Linked DNA regions of Homo sapiens: region 1 is linked to region 2. Evidence: chromatin loops called from intact Hi-C (ENCODE). Cell type or tissue: CD14-positive monocyte. All regions are shown on one strand. Each heading gives the region's core, and the rest is flanking DNA. Links, peaks and the distances in the headings are about the cores only. Region 1 overlaps DICER1-AS1 (DICER1 antisense RNA 1). Region 2 has its middle 3.5 kb from the start of CLMN.

Region 1 (4,667 bases), core at 1-4,000, 160 kb after region 2:
TAAAATGTAGTGTATAGTTCAATGAGTTTTGACAAATGTTTGCAGTGTGTAACAACCAGGCACGATCAGGATATAGGACATTTTTATCACCCCAAAAAGATTCTCCCCATTATAACCCCTAAAGCTACACATCTGATTTCTTTCCCTATAGCTCTGCTTTTTTTCAGAAAGTCACAGAAATGGAATCCTACATTATATAACCCTTTGTGTCTGGTTTCTTTCACTTTGCTTATAAGATTCAACAGTGTTGTTCCATATACCAGTATTTCATCCCTTTTTTATTGCTGCATAGTGTCCCATTATATGGATGTGCCACAAGTTGTTTTCCATTTGCCAACTGATAGATACTGGAGTTGTTTCTAGATTTTGGCTTCATTTCTTTTAGGTAAATGTCTAGGAGTAGGAATGCTAGGTGTGATGGTTAATATTAGTCGTCAACTTGACTGGATTGGGAATGCCTAGGTCACTGGTGACACACTGTTGCTGGGTGTGTCCACAACTCATGGTGTGTCCATGAGTTGTTTCCAGAGGAGACTGGCATGTGAGTCAGTGGACTGAAAAAGAAAGACCAGCCCTCAATGTGGGTGGGCACCATCCAATCACATTGGGATGTGGCTAGAATAAAGCAGGTGGAAGAAAAGGGACATTCAGCTTGCTTGGCTTTCCTTTTTTGCTCTCTCACACTTCTGGAGCAAGAAGACTTTTCTGCCTCTCACCCTTGGACATCAGACTCCAGGTTCTTCAACCTCTGGGCTCTGGGACTTACACTAGCAGCCTCCCAGGGACTCTCAGACCTTCAGCCTCAGAATGGGGGCTGTAGTGTTGGCTTCCCTGGTTTTGAGGCTTTCACACTTGGACTGAGTTACACTATTGGCTTCTTTCATTTTCCAGCTTGCCTAATTGTGGGACTTCACCTTTGTGAACATGGGAACCAATTCTCCCTAACAAATTAACTTCCATACACATACACACAAACACACATATATCTACATACACATATACATACATATACATGTATATACACATAATTGTATATCTATGTAGACATGTATATATGTATATCCACACACATGTGCGTGTATATACACACATACACATGTGTATATATGTATATCCACACACGTGTCTATGTGTACATCCACACATGTGTATATGTGTATATCTACATATACATATATGTATATATATGTGTATTAGGGTTCTCTAGAGAGACAATATACTAGGTTTTATGGAAAATATATCTTAACTTGATAAGAAACTGCCAAACTGTTTTCCACAGTGGTTACAGCATCTGCATTCCCATCAGCAATGTATGCGAGTTCCAGTTGTACTATACCCTTGTCAGCACTTGATAAGGTTGTAACCATAATTGGTCCAGTGCCCAATGCATTCAGCAAGTCAACATGTGGAGACACCAGGCTGCAGCAGAGAGGTTTAGTCGTAGTGTCACAGAACAGGGAGACAGGAGGGAACCTCAAATCCATCTCCTTAAGGAGTTTGGGGTAGGGTTTTTTAGGGTTTTGGAGTGGGCCGAAGGGCAGAGATCATTCATTGGTTGAACAGTGCAGGTTGAAGTCATAGGGCAGGAGATGAGGAAGCTGTCTTCTCATGCTGATTCTGCGCTTCAAAATGCTTATGGAATTCAGGGTCTGTAAACATCTTAACTGATCCTTAAGCAAAAACCTTATGGTTTTAATGTCAGAGATTCTATCTATAGGAACAATAGAGATGAAAATCAACTGTTAAATAGTCATGATCCTAAAGTTGGAAATTCTATTGATAGGAACAACTGCGGATGCAACTGGTCAGTATCTAGAGTGCTGTGTGACTTTCAGCAACTGATAAATGGGTCAAAGTGCAGCCTGATTAATGCTGATTTTTTTTTTTGTCATGAGTAAGACGATATCTACTAGATTCCTCTTTTGTAAAGTTCCTGTTTTTTTAAATAAGAATTTCATGGGGAGATGCTTTGAACCTATGTAAGTAACTCATTCCTTATTCAACTTTTCCCCACTAGATTTAGCAAACATTGATATTTCTTGTCTGATGATTGCCAAATGGTGATTTTCTAATTCTGTTTACTGAGTACCCCCATTTTTCTAAGAGAAAGATAACTGTGTTTTAAAACATTTTTTTTTTCTTTTCTCCTTTTCTCCTTTCTCCCACTTCCCACTTAGTTCCTTAGAAATGCAATTATAATCTTTACCTTCCCTTCACCAGACACTCCTTACAGGGCAAGCTTATTTAACCATGTGCTTTTAGAAGGTTCTAAGCCAGAAATCTCTCCCACCAGGAGACTGCCTGGAGAGACAACAGTCAATTTACAATCTAAACTATGCCTGCTAGGAAACTCTGTCCCACTTGGAGAGCATCTCAGACAATGGCCACTTTACAATCTAGTCCTGCCTGCCATGGTGCCAGCTCAAACACCCGGTAGATAAAAGCGCTAAGGAGAGTCATGTAGATCCTCACCTGCTTGCTCCCTCCCCTGCATGCCATTCATGCCAAGTCCCACTTTAAAAGCCCCTGCTTTCTGCCCCAAAAGCAAATCAGTACCTTAAGGCAGGAACCTGCACTTTTCCCCCTACGTTAAGCTTTGGAATAAAAAGTCACTTTCTTTACGGCAGACCTCACTCTTGTTAATTGTGCTCTGTAAGCAGTGGGCTGCTGAACCTATGACTGGGTTACAATTCCATTCTTTTTTCTAAATATATTATTGAATTCTATTCTAAAGAGCTCTTTATTGCCATTTATTTTTTTTTTTTGAAAGTGTGGACTCATAGATTCCATTTTAACCCATGGGATATAATCTCCTGCTACTGTGATTTATTTTGATGTTCAAATTGTCCCAGATTTGGCCAACAGGAGCCCTTTCAAGCTGATTGCTTTGTCCTTTTGAACTGTCTCCACCATTTCTTGAGCATTTCCACACTTTCTAGCACAAGATGTTCCAGTCTCATACTATACTTTCTCTGGCCCAACCCTAAAATCAGCCATTTCTCTAAAGCGCCCTGGTTCCTTTTCATGGAGAAAGGTGTTTAGAGCTAGGTGTTAGGTGTTCTCTTGGCTAATGTGGTGTTGCTGCACCAAGACCTTCTCACTGGTTAGGCCTAGGAAATATATGTAAATACATTTATAGACATGTGTGTGTATATAACTGACTGTGGAAAAATTACACACCCTATTCCCTCACCCTCAACAATTAACAAAGAAGACTTCAGTGACCAAATGTCGGGGGGCGTTTCCCCACACACCAAGCAAGCAATCGATTCTGCAGCAGACACCAACTGGGTGTCCTCCAATTCCCTTCTAACCTGGAGATAGCATCAGATCCCACAGGTTGAGGCTCACTCCCCAACACATCCCAACAACTGCCCCACTCTGTCCCTGGCCACTGACCAGTCCCAAGTCTGGGCCTCCAGAACTTCCGACAGGCTTCAAGTTGTGGTTGCCATGACCCCCTCTTGGGTTAGATTAATTTGCTAGAGCAGCTCACTGAACTCAAGCAAACACTTATGTTTACAAAAGATATTACAAACAATACAGATGAAAAGATAAATAGGATGAGGTGTGGGAGAAGGGGCTCAGACCTTTCATGCCTTCCCTGGGTGCACCACCCTCCCAGGAACCTCCTGGTGTTCAGCTATCTAGAAGCTCTCCAACCCTGTCCTCATGGGTTTTTATGCAGGCTTCATTACATAAGGGATGACTGATTAAACTATTGGCCACTGGTGATAACCTGACCTTCAACCCTTCTCTTCTCCAAGAAGTTGGTGATAGGCTGAAGGTCCAACCCTCTGATCCTGCCTTGGTCTTTCTGATGACCAACCCCATCCTAAAGCTACCTAGGGGCTCCCAGCCACGAGCCAACTCATTAGCATACAAAAGACATCACTTCGGTGTTTGTAAGAAATTTAGGAGTTGTACACCAGAAAATGAGGTCAAAGACCAAATATATATTTCAGAATCTCACAAAATATATAGATACACACTTTTACATTTATATTTATTTTTATATCTACATGTATTAAGAACCATGACTTTACATGAATATCTCCAATTCCAATCCAATCACACAAACTTCTTGCTTTTCTTATTTCTGTACTTGTAACTCCCTTCTCCAACAGGGAAAAATCTGGCTCCCATTAGCCTCAATATAGTTTTTCTTTGTGTAGTTCTCCTGTATGTAATCAGCTGTCTGGCCTTGCAGGGCTGCTGCCCCACCTTCCTTCTTTGGGCTCAGACTCCTCACTGAACTGACAGCCCAGTCCAATATGGGAGTGACTATATTCTCCCATGTAGATGGAAAAGCAGAGAGAACAAGTTAGCAGAGATACATAGAAAACAATCACAAGGGGCACAGAGAGTACCTTTTGGGTTCCTGGAAGCTTTTCAATGACTGGTTCTAGTTTTTGCTAAGATGTGGCTGTATTCCTGTTCTGGGCTTTTGTGAGAAGCACCTATATCATTATGGTAAATTCTCCCTTTTTGGTTGCGCTAGTTCAGCTTGGTTTCTGTTACTTGCAAACAGAGAGTCTTAAAGGTATATTTAAATCCTGGCTTGTTCTACAAAAAATAAACCAAATTGTGGAAATAATAGGGGCTAAGGGAAAATAAAAATTAGCCCATAGAAAATGCATGCCACATGGTACTATACCGTTGCTTAA
Region 2 (4,000 bases), core at 1-4,000:
AAACCTGGAAGAAATGAAGGGTTTTATTTGTGGAAATTGGGGCATCCGGTGCTGTCTACTTAGGGAAGCAGGATTTTTTTTTAACCACCCACCAACACCTACACACGCCAAAAAAACTAATAAAATCTCAGAGAATATATTAATCTTTTACTTATAGGTAATCTCCCAAGTTCAGGGCAAGTTTTTCTTCTGAATGTTGTTCACTCTGTACGATGGAAATGATCTGACTCTTACCAAAGAGACTCACTGAAAATCTCTTCTCTATATGCACAGCTTTGATCTCACACAATCCTTCCAGGTAGGGACACCGGGCCCCATTTTACAGATGACAGCACAGAGGCCAAAATTAATTAGGAACTTGCCCAAGTTCACACAGCTCATGAGTAGCCACTTCTGTCTGTTGTCTACTGCACCATACCCACCATTCTTTTGCCTGAGCCTGGATTCTTTCTTCTTTTTCCTTTTTTTTGAGACAGAGTCTCGCTCTGTCACCCAGGCTGGAGTGCAGTGGTGTGATCTCGGCTCACTGCAACCTCTGCCTCCCAGGTTCAAGCCATTCTCCTGCCTCAGCCTCCCGAGTAGCTGGGACTACAGGTGTGCACCACCACACCCAGCTAATTTTTGTATTTTTAGTAGAGACAGGGTTTCACCATGTTGGCCAGGATGGTCTCCATCTCTTGACCTCGTGATCTGCCGGCCTCAGCCTCCCAAAGTGCTGGGATTACAGGCATGAGCCACCGCGTCCAGCTGAGCCTGGATTCTTTCTATGTCTCAGCATCTCTCTCTGCTACCAGCCTTTGCGTTATATCCCACAGGATTCCTGGAGGTAGGTAGCAATGGGTAAGAAAAGTTTAGCAGGCAAAACCTCAGCAGACAGGCTGACACCCAGCATTCCCAAGCACAGATGAGACCCTGACTCTCTTGAGGAGCTTGGCACTCAATGAGTATTAGGAGTTACTGCTTGGTGAAGTTTAAATATTTGTTTATTCACGTATGCAACTAACATTTATTGAGCTCCTACTATGTGCTCAGCACGGTGCTGGGCTCTGGCGATGCACAGATGAATTAGACAGCTCTGCTTGCAAGGCATTCTTGAGGAGTTTGCAGTATAGTGGGTGTAACAGACATACAGAAGTCCTAGAAGCAAAAGTGTGTGGACAGGGCGTTGCCAAATTCCTCAGCCAGCTGCCAGGTACTGCTAATTCCACTGCCTGAACAGCTGGAGAATCCATCTCCATGACCACCACTCCGGCGAAGGCCGCCACTGCCTGACACCTGTATCACCGAGGCCAGCAGGGCCGCCTGACAGCCTGCCTCACTCCTCTGATCACTTCTCCACACCACAACTAAAGGGACAATCTGATCCCTGTTTAAGTCCTCCAAAAGCTCCTTGATGTCCTTTCGATAAGGTCTAAAAAGCAGAGGCAGGCTACACTGTAGAGAGTTGGACTCCCTCCTCACAGGTGGATTCTGGGTCTTGTTCACAGTTGGGTGCTAGCACAGGGCCAGACCCTGGGTGACCAATGATTCCAGGGGGTCTTTATGATACAGTGCAGTCTGGTGACATCATAATGCAAGCCCCCTGCCCAGGAGAGGTTTTTGGTCCATTTGAAGGACAATCATTGGTCAATCCAGCTAGGATCCACTATCATCACTTAATCGGACTTAATTTGAAATTTCTAAAGATTTTTATATGAGCACTCTGATTTAAAGGAGTTAAGACTTTTTAAAAAATACAACATAAACATATGACTAATACCAATTACGAAGCGTCAATCTGGCCCATAGCATGAGCCCTTATGCAGTCATATTTGGGAGAGATGTGGGTAGGCGGTAAGAGCTACAGGACAAAGATTGGTTTTGCCTTGCTCTGCGATCTTGGATGGGTTACTTACTAGCTTTAAACCCCGTCTAAAACTGATCCCTGCCTCCTTGGCCTCATGAAGTCACTGCAAAGACCAGATGAACACTGGCTAAGAAAGGGCTGTCCAAACCCTAAAGGGTTGTACACATGTGAGGGCTTGAGGCCGTGACCAGAGAAGGCAGCATCCCCCTTGCCACAGCCCCCAACACACTCCTCTCCCGGAAGTGGCTGGGAGGGTGTGCTGGGCTTATCTTCATTGTCCTATTCTTCCCCAAAGTGGGTCTGGGATGAGGAGATGCAAACCTCTACCTGGGTTTCCTGCCAGAATTCATCAGTTCCCATAAGCAGAGGCAGGAAGACCATTGGGCCATCCATCATGAGACAGGTTGCAGGGAATCTGGACCTGTCTGGACCATGTTTTAGAAGCCCTTACATGGGAAGAGATGTTAGACTTAGCGATCTTTAAGGTTCATTTTGGGGATTCTCTACAATTCTCTGACTCCAAGTCCTTTCCCTCAGCAGAAATCGGTTGTAAACAATGACAAGGATTCTAGCAGAATTGGGCAATTTCTATAAACTCAGTTTCTGGAAACTCCCAGGAAGCCAAGCCTTCAGGCAGAATACTTCTCCTTCCCCCAAAGAAGTGCAAAAGAAAAAGAGTACTGTTGATTCATGCAAGATGCCAAATACCTAATTCCTTCTGAAAGTCACACACCCTTCTCTCCCAGCCAGAACTCCAGATCCAGGAGGCTGCACACACCCAGAGGAAGGGACATATCATAGATTGGTATGTACCTGGTTCCCAAAAGCACGTGCTTTGCCTATCGCACATATGCAAACTTTTTTAAAATCACCTTTCCAGGAGCGTACTGGGGCCTTGGACATGAAGGTCAACTGTTTTTTTCACTTTGGTCCCCTGGTTTCTGGGTTCAGGCCTATAGTGAGAGTCATTCATTCATCCATCCATTTAATTTCGACACCTCTCCCTGTGCCAGACACAGAGCAGCCCTTGTTTTCACGTACTTCACAATTTATTGGGGAAAACTGTCAAGTAAACATAATTGTAGTACGATGCAATCAGGAAACAGAATTGCAGAGTTCATGGAATATTATGTGATTGTACTTAATATTACGGGAATTGTACAAGACAGGCACCCAGCTGAGCCTAGTGGTGTTGGAGAAGTCTCTGAGGTGCACATGATTAAGCAGGAGTAAGCTAGGTAAAGGTGAAGTGCAGGGAGCAGGGGAAGGGCGTTTCAAAGGGGACAAATGAGCAAAGGTCTGGAAGTGACTGGATGTGGCCAGGACCTGAGGCAGCTCAGCACTGCTGGGTCAAAAAGTGTAGAGCCAGGATTGAGGGGCACAGATCAATCACAGATGACTTAGTGTGCCCCACAGAGGAGCCCAGAGACACTCTAGGAAACAGGGGTGATATTGACACATGAGTTCAATGAATATTCAAGTACCTTTTAGAGGCCAGCCTCATGCTCAATACTGGCTTCTATTCCTTTTTGAAAAACACCTAAAATTCTTTCCACCTTACTGAAAAGCAAAGAAGTTCTTTAGGCTGAGAGTCGTCCAACAACTGGTATACAGTTGGTGCTCAATCGATGGTGATCATAGTCCCTCCCTGCCAGGGAGCTGTTGCTGACTGGGTAGTGTTCCCCAAATGATGTGGCTGTCCATTCCCAGGATCAGACATCTTTGCATCATGAAAAATGGCCCAACCCTGTAGCTAACATCCACAGGGCACATTGCTTAAAGACAGATTCCCTGCAACCTCTCTCATGATGGAGAAGAAGGCTGATTCTCTTAGCTCTCTGCTTTGTAAAGAAAATGGTTTTCAGCACAACTTCACCCCACAGCAATTATGGAAAATAAATTGAAGTGTAAGAACAGGGAGATGGCTAGCAGATGGGGCAAAATTAGCCTGGCTGCTACTACCACCCTGGCTCCACAGGACGCAGAAAGAGATCCTGCTCCTTGGAGTGTGAAATGACCACAAGATTAAGAATCAAGGCAGCAGCAAGGAAGCTCCTGCCTCAAGCCCAAGCACCAAGGAGCCCCTAATGGGGCCTCCACTTCTGTCTCCACTGATCCCACCTTTCCCCGCCCAAACTGCTGTCCCTGTGGGGG

The links. Hi-C counts contacts between places; a loop is a spot of excess contacts. Peaks named below come from ENCODE experiments on the same cell type or tissue, not always from the same donor. Only the 100,000 strongest peaks of a DNase experiment are listed, where the experiment ranks them.
Region 1: it touches region 2 in a loop (3-fold over the local background); 17 of 110 quality-filtered maps call a loop at or near these places.

Annotation. Positions count from the first base shown.
Region 1 is chr14:95,160,560-95,165,226 of GRCh38, reverse strand. The region is part of intron 3 of DICER1-AS1 (DICER1 antisense RNA 1); the gene reads right to left. Among named protein-coding and RNA genes, the nearest start is that of DICER1-AS1, 5.2 kb to the right of the region's middle. In CD14-positive monocyte, for the core only: no CTCF peak of the experiment used is centred there; a DNase peak (open chromatin) is centred at 1,876; H3K4me3 peaks cover 538 bases; H3K27ac peaks cover 975 bases.
Region 2 is chr14:95,321,371-95,325,370 of GRCh38, reverse strand. No RefSeq gene overlaps it. Among named protein-coding and RNA genes, the nearest start is that of CLMN, 3.5 kb to the right of the region's middle. In CD14-positive monocyte, for the core only: no CTCF peak of the experiment used is centred there; a DNase peak (open chromatin) is centred at 2,460; H3K4me3 peaks cover 1,477 bases; H3K27ac peaks cover 2,100 bases.